2 separate regions of the Homo sapiens genome follow, and region 1 is linked to region 2. Evidence: read pairs that join two places in POLR2A ChIA-PET (ENCODE). Cell type or tissue: GM12878. All regions are shown on one strand.

What was found. ChIA-PET counts read pairs that join two places held together with the same protein. Peaks named below come from ENCODE experiments on the same cell type or tissue, not always from the same donor. Only the 100,000 strongest peaks of a DNase experiment are listed, where the experiment ranks them.
Region 1: POLR2A ChIA-PET joins it to region 2 with 6 read pairs; 2 of 35 experiments call an interaction of 5 or more read pairs at or near these places.

The regions. Positions count from the first base shown.
Region 1 is chr1:119,342,641-119,346,640 of GRCh38, forward strand. All of the region lies in intron 2 of LINC01780 (long intergenic non-protein coding RNA 1780), which reads left to right. Among named protein-coding and RNA genes, the nearest start is that of LINC01780, 16 kb to the left of the region's middle. In GM12878, no CTCF peak of the experiment used is centred here; no DNase peak of the experiment used is centred here.
Region 2 is chr1:119,264,242-119,268,241 of GRCh38, forward strand. The region is part of intron 6 of WARS2-AS1 (WARS2 antisense RNA 1); the gene reads left to right. Among named protein-coding and RNA genes, the nearest start is that of LINC01780, 62 kb to the right of the region's middle. RefSeq lists an enhancer at 2,327-2,496. In GM12878, no CTCF peak of the experiment used is centred here; a DNase peak (open chromatin) is centred at 2,350; H3K27ac peaks cover 275 bases.

The sequences.
Region 1 (4,000 bases), 78 kb after region 2:
ACCTAATCTTTGGAAATGAGAGAGAAAGGGTAATTCCAAAACTGATTTTGGGGAGGGAGAGAAACAATGATACTTCAAATCCCCCTCATTCACAATATCGACAATTTTCCAAGTAGGAATAGTGAACCCAGAAAATCTGAGAGAGGTCTCAGTTAATTTAGAAAGTTTATTTGCCAAAGTTGAGGATGCACCTGTGACATAGCCTTAGGAAGTCCTGACAACACATGCCCAGGGTGGCCGGGGCACAGATTGGTTTTATACATTTTAGGGAAACATGAGACATCAATCAATAAATGTAAGAAGTACATTCATTCCATTCAGAAAAGTAGAGACAACTCAAAGCAAGCCCCCTTTACCCTATGGGCTTCCAGGTCACAGGTAGGTGAGAGACAGATGGTTGCATTCTTTTGAGTTTCTGGTAAGTCTTTCCAAAGAAGGCAATCAGAATATGCATCTATCTCTGAGCAGAGAAATGACTTTGAATAGAATGAGAGACAGATTTGTACTGAGAGTTCCCAGCTTGAAGGGGCTGAAGACATTTTCCTTTCACATTTCCCCTCTTTTCTATTTAAAAATCTTTTGGAGAAAGCATTTTAGAAGAAAATGAGTCTCTGGCCTCAGATTTCATCTGATCTCTCAAGGCTAGGACTGTTTATTCCTAAATGGGTAGGTCCCAAAAGCTTATTTTTAGCAGGCTGTGAAGTCTCATGTCCTATGAAGAGAAAATTGGGGGAAGAAGGGAGAAAAACAACAATAAACAAAAGAACAATCCTGGAAAAATGTATATCAGCCACATTACTCTGAAGTCCATACATTAGTAGGCAGGTATGCAAGTGGCTTATGTATGCAAATAGGTTGCTGTTATTTTCTTCTGAAGTTTAAGTTGTCTGGCTTCAGTTCACAGGGTTTTAAGAAAGCAAAACTTAGTTTTCAGTGATTCCAAATTAGGAAAACTTGAAAAAAAAGAAGGAAAAATAATTGAAAACATTATTTTGAAGACTTGTAGCCAAGAAAAATTAGAATTCAGTTCAAACTGTAGAAAATAATAAAACTTGAAAAAAAACATTAGGCAAGACCACAATCTAACAACAGGGGTACTATAGTTTTGAAACATAATTTTTCTCTCTCCAACTTCCCATTTGTACTGAAGACAAATTATGGCAGAACAGGTTTGCTTTATTATACTTGGCCTAATTATTTGCATATAATGTGGCAATTATATATATATGTGTGTGTGTATGTATATGTATGTGTATATATATATATATATATATATATATATATATATATATAAAACATAGGCTTTTAAATTGGCTTTGATGAAACTTGTTCATAAGAAGAATCTCAGATGAGACTTTTTAAAGCCAAACCAGGCATGGATTTTGTCATCAAATATCTATGAATTGGGTGAATTTCCTCTCCTCTTGAGGTTTCAAGATAAACCTGGGGCTTCTGGGCCTGTCGGAAGGTGACATTCATTACTTACCACAAGTCAGAAACCCTGTACGGGGACTGTTTACACAAAATATGAGGCCAGTTTTTCCAAGGGCTTTATTGGATCCATAAGTCAAGTTTGATTCCTTAAAAAAAAGCACAACATTCCAGTCAAAGCCTTGGTGAAATAACGTTTCTCCAGTTGTTTCCTGTTACAAATGAAAACAGATTCTTATTGCACTTATGCAAATAACTGTATTGCCATAAGTTAAAAATACTCACAAATAGTTTCCACAGTCTGAAGAAATCAGGTAGAGAGAAACAAATATGCTCCAAATTTTGTTCATAGGAGTATACTGAGTTGTTAGAAGCTGTCAATAGCATAAAATAAAGGTATTAAGACTCTGAAAAACAAAACAAAGGATCAGCAAACGTTTTAAGCAAAAAAGTCAAAAAGATTAGTTCAGTCCATGTAGTATATTCCTGTTCTTCTTGATATTCATGAACATTTTAGCTGTCCATGAGTCCTGAAAGTTTTTCCTCTATTTTGATACACAGTCTCCAAAGTTATCAGAAACCCGCATTCAAGAGCACCTGTTAGAGTTTTATAGCTGATTATAGAACCACCTTATTTATTTATTTTTTTTTTGAGACAGAGTCTCTCTCTGTCACCCAGGCTGGAGTGCAGTGGCATGATCTCTGCTCACTGCAAGCTCCGCCTCCCAGGTTCACACCATTCTCCTGCCTCAGCCTCCCAAGTAGCTGGGACTACAGGTGCTATAAAACCACCTTCTAAATAGGACCAAAACAACAATTGTCCATGGATGACAAAAACTTTTAGGGCAGCCACAGTCAAAGACACAATTGACAAGGAAATTTGTTACCTCTGTAGCACACAATAATTTTAACATAACAATTATGATTATTACTGATAATGTACACTAAGTTATATCAGAATTATAGGAGTTTCCTATAATTTTGGAACTATTAACAGTAACTATTTGTACAAATATAGCCCAAAGGGAACCAAATACCATTTCATATTTGACAATGCTTCCTGTGTAATTTTTGTACCAAATAAGCCAAATTATGTGGTATTTTTTGGACTTTAGGGAACCTAATATCTTAAAGAATTAATTAGGTCATAAAAAGACATAATTTATAATTTGATTTTGGACAGTTTGTCAAACATCAAAGGTTTTAAACATTTGATATCATAAAATAGGGTCACAGGTCATAGTAAAATAAGTCATTCATTTAACCAAAGTGCTAACTCAAAGATTTAAAAAAAAACACAGACAAAAGTCTTTATTCTTTGAGAGAGAAGGCTTAATTTTCCAAACAATAAGCCCTAATAAAAACAGTATGAAGCCAATTAATTTTTTCAAAATTTTATAAATAATCTGTAAAATTTTAATCTTGACTGTAAGATATAGCTTCCATAAGCCTTTTATAACCTTTATAACCTTTATATAGTTGTTGGTTAATGCTTCAAGAAACCCTTGTTAATCTGACACAGGGGTCCATGTGTTGGTCTTGCAGAAGTATGCCTTTAACATTAATGATTAACTTATAGAGAAACAGAACTTATTTAATCTTTCAAAATCAACCCTTACAATCTTATGTGTCCACCTCTCCCTCAATAGTGCCTGGGCCTTGAGGAGTTGAATAGCTTTAATTTATTGCCCCATGTGTCAGGAATGCATTTTATTTTGATTGGCATCTTCTATTGGGCCTGAAGATGAGGCTTTAATTGCTGTCAGTGTTTAAGATTTAGCAGGACTTGGTGTCCTTTTTAGACCCAGGAGTCAAAACCCTGTAACTCAATATCACAGGGGCTTTAAAAGTACGTACAGGAAGATACATGGATGTAATAACCTTAATTTAAAAAAAAGTTGTCTCATTTTCTTTTCCTAAGCAAACCAAAACTTAATGACAATATGACAGCTGGATCATATTAAAGTTTTTTTTTAAATATAAAGACTCTTATTATGACTTATGCAGACCTTTCATGAAATGCTTGGACTTTCCGGTTTGTCCTGGACATCTCTCTTTCTTAAACAACCAGTTATTTAATTATTTTATTTTAAAACTGCATTTACCATACAAGATTCTTTCTCATATAAAATTATTTCTCTTTAAGTTTTCTTATCACAAAACGAACCTCTTTCTTGTTATGACTTTCTTTACATCTCTTTTTATTTTCTGGTTCTTTTTATTTTGTTTTATATACAACCTTTAAGCTTTGAATTAGACAAAACTTATTCAACATTCTCTTAAAAAAGGACACCCCCTTTTTTTTTTTTAGCAAGAATGTTTTCCTACAATATATGTTTATTGGAAAATACCCCAAAAAAAAGTATCTATTATTTAATTTAATATAACTTTATATTCTAAATTATGACCAGTTTGTCTACAGGTGTTTATCCCATTACATTTACCTAATTATTTTGTTTTAATTTTTTACCTAGATTATTTATGAAAATTGTGATAGTCATGATTTAAAGTGATAAAACCACCATTTCAAAATTATAACAAAGACAGTGAAAAAAAGATTTGACCTAAT
Region 2 (4,000 bases):
TGCATAAATAAGCATTTTATTTACTGATAATCGAAAGGAAGAATAGATAAAGACGTAGAGTGATGCCCTACCATAGAGAAAGGGTTATATATATATATATATATATATATATATATATATACACACACACACACACATATGTGTATGTATATATATACACGTGTGTGTCAGGATTCACAAAAGAAGGAACGATCAGTTTTGGCTGAGGGTGGGGGGTCCAGGTGAGATTCTGTATGTGAGTATGTGTTGGCAAGGTGCACAGAGATGAGGGTGAAAGAACTGGCAGCTCAGGTATGGAGATGGCAGGCCTGAACCACCTGGTGTTTTCAGGAAACTACAGGGACATTTGTATGTTTGGTGTGTAGGGTATGAGGTATATATATACACATATGTGTGTGTATATATATACACATATGTGTGTGTATATATATACACATATGTGTGTGTATATATATACACATATGTGTGTGTATATATATACACATATGTGTATATATGTGTTTATGTGTATATGTGTATATATGTGTATATGTAAATGTATATATGTGTGTATATATACGTATATATGTATATGTATATGTGTATATATACACATATATATATACGTATCTGAGCATCTTTTATCAGATCAATCTACATAAAAGTATGTGTGTGTGTGTGTGTGTGTGTGTGTGTGTGTATATATATATATTTTTTTTTTTTTTTTGACAGAGTCTTGCTCTGTTGCCCAGGCTGGAGTGCAGTGGTGTGATCTTGGCTCACTGCAACCTTCACCTCCCAGATTCAAGCGATTCTTGTGCCTTAGCCTCCTGAGTAGCTGGGATTACAGGCCCCTACCACCACGCCCGGCTAATTTTTGTAATTTTTGTAGTGACGGGGTTTCACCATGTTGACCAGGCTCGTCTTGAACTTCTGACCTCGGGTGAGCCACCTGCCTCGACCTCCCAAAGTGCTGGGATTACAGGCGTGAGCCACTGCAGCTGGCTATATATATACAGTTGGCTGGGCGTGGTGGCTCACACCTGGAATCCCAGCAATTTGGGAGGCCAAGGCGGGCAGATCGCTTGAGCTCATGAGTTCAAGATCAGCTGGGGGAACATGGCAAAACCCTGTCTCTACAAAAAATACAATTAGCTGGGAGTGCTGACGTGCACCTGTAGTCTAGGGAGGCTGAGGTGGGAGGATCTCTTGAGCCCAGGAGGCAGAAGTTGCGATGAGACAAGATCATGCCACTGCACTCCAGCCTGGGCAACATAGTGAGACTCTGTCTCAAAAAAAAAAAAAAAAAAGACAGGGTTTTTCTATGTTTCCCAGGCTGGACTGGACTTGAACTCCTAAGCTCAAGTGATCCTCCTGCTTCAACCTCCCAAGAGAAAGGATTTTACTCCACTTGTCCCTCACTTAGCTAGCTCTTTTATCTAGGAGATTTTTTTAAAATCTAAGCATGATCAAAGTTCTGGGACTTTTTGATGGCCTGGAAGATAAAAGGAACCAGGACATCCTGGAAGAGAAAAGCAAGTTGCTGATAGTGTAGCATTTCCACTGGGCTTAAGGAAAAAGTATTAAAGAGACCCTCATATATCTTTTTAGGTTTTCCAGCTTAGCTCAGTAGGATAGGAAAGGAAGGAGGATTCAGGGCAAAAATCTTTATGTAAAATAAATTTTTATCTGACGTAAGTATTCCCTGCACTGTCACATATGAAAGCATGATGTACAAAGTGTAATAAAGTGAGGACTCAAACTTTTGCCCTGTTAAAAGCCAGGAAGGGTATGGGATTCCTGGTTTATTGTTTGATACCTACAATTTCAAGCAGACTCAAGAAAATGCTACAGGATCTGAAATTATTGGGGTGATTTATCTCAGACTTATAGGATCTGTGAAAGATTTTCCTCACAATCTTGTTCTTTATAAATGGATTATACTTCATATGGAAAAGAGTTGATAATTTTGGAGTCTTAGTGGTAGTGGTTTAAAAATAAAAAGCAATGGAGATTTCATCTCCAGTAAGATCTGAGCATCTTTTATCAGATCAATCTACATAAAAAATTATATACACACACAGAGGACAAAATATATTTTTAAAAACAGTATCTGAAGACACTGGAGAGTGATTAAAAGCAGGAAGATGCTGGAAGAAGCCAATATATGAAAGAAGAAAATGGCATTGATGAGTTTTTAGATTTTACAGCTTTTAGGCCAAGGCAGGTTCTAGCCTGCACTATGTAGAATGGCTAAAGCTCCATATAAACCCCACATATTACTGGCTAGAAGAACCAGAGTATGGGGCAACCACAGCACAAAGAAAATTAAGAGGAAATCCCCAAAAGAATAGAGACTAAAGGGGGATCCCCATCTGCCCACATCTCTTACTGACCTTTGAGCTGCTCTCATATGGGACAGATGCCAAGCCATCGAGTGAAGTTTAGAGTTTGACTGTGATTTGAACTGCTGCTCTGAACAAAGGAGATATTAAAAGGATAACAAAAAAATTATAAACAATTTTACACCAAAAATTTGACAACTTATATGAAATGGATAAAGTCTTTGAAAGATGCAAATTAGCAAAACTTACTCAAGATAAGCTACACAGTCTTACATTTACTTTAAAATTTGAATTTATAGTTTAAAACCATCCCTCAAAACAACTCCAGATGCTTCACTGGTGAACGCTAGCATACATTTAAGGAAAATATTACACCAATTCTACAAAAGAGAAAAAAAAAAAGACAGAACGGGAAGAAAAGCAACTAAAACCTAAGTTTCTATGTAGATTCTACATAGGTGATGTCATCTGTGAATAGAGGCAGTTTTGTTTATCCCTTTGCAATCTGTATGCCTTTTATTACTTTTTCTTGCCTTACTGCACTGACAAGGACTTTCAGTACGATGTTGAACTGAAGTAATAGGAGTGAACATATTTACCTTTTTTTCTGATATTAGGGGGAAAGTACCCAGTCTTTCATCATTAGTTATGATATTAACTATAGGTTTTTCAAAGATGCCCTTTATGAGGTTAAGGAAGTCTCAACCTGTAATCCTAGTTTGCTTAGAGTTTTCATGAATAGTTGTTGAATTTTGTCAAACCATCCTTCTGCATCTTGTGAGAGGATGGTATGGCTTTTCTCGTTTAGTTTGGCTGATATGGTAAATCCTATTGATTTACTTTCTTTTTGTTTTGTTTTGTTTTTGTTTTTGTTTTGAGACAGTGTCTTGCTCTGTTGCCCAGGCTGGAGTGCCGTGGCGTGATCTCAGCTCACTGAAACCTCTGTCTCCTGGGTTCAAGAGATTTGTGTCTCAGCCTCCTGAGTAGCTGCGACCACAGGCACATACCATCATGCCCAGCTACTTTTTGTGTTTTAGTAGAGACAGGGTTTCACCATTTTGTTCAGGCTGGTCTTGAACTCCTGACCTCAAGTGATCTGCCAGCCTTGGCCTCCCAAAGTGCTGGGATTACAGGTGTGAGCCAACATGCCCAGCCCTATAGATTTACTTTCAAAAGTTGAACAATATTGCATTTCAAGGAAAATTTCCACTTGGTCATGATAGATCATTATTTTAATATCTTACACAATTTGGTTTGCTAATATTTTGTTGGTGTTTTGTATCTATATTCATGAGGATATTTGTTTGTAGTTCTATTTTCTTATAATGTCTGATTTTGGTGTGAGGTTAATGCTGGCCTCAAAAAATGAGTTGAGGGCCAGGTGCAGTGGCTCATGCCTGTAATCCCAGCACTTTGGGAGGCTGAGGCGGGCGGACCACTTGTGGTCAGGAGTTCGAGACCAGCCTGGCCAACATAGTGAAACCCTGTCTCTACTAAAAATACAAAAATTAGCCCAGCATGGTGGTGCATGCCTGTAATCCCAGTTACTCGGGAGGGTGAGGCAGGAGAATCGCTTGAGCCTGGGAGACAAAGGTTGCAGTGAGCCTAGATCACATCACTGCACTCCAGCCTGGGCTACAGAGTGAGACTCTGCCACACACACACACACACACAAG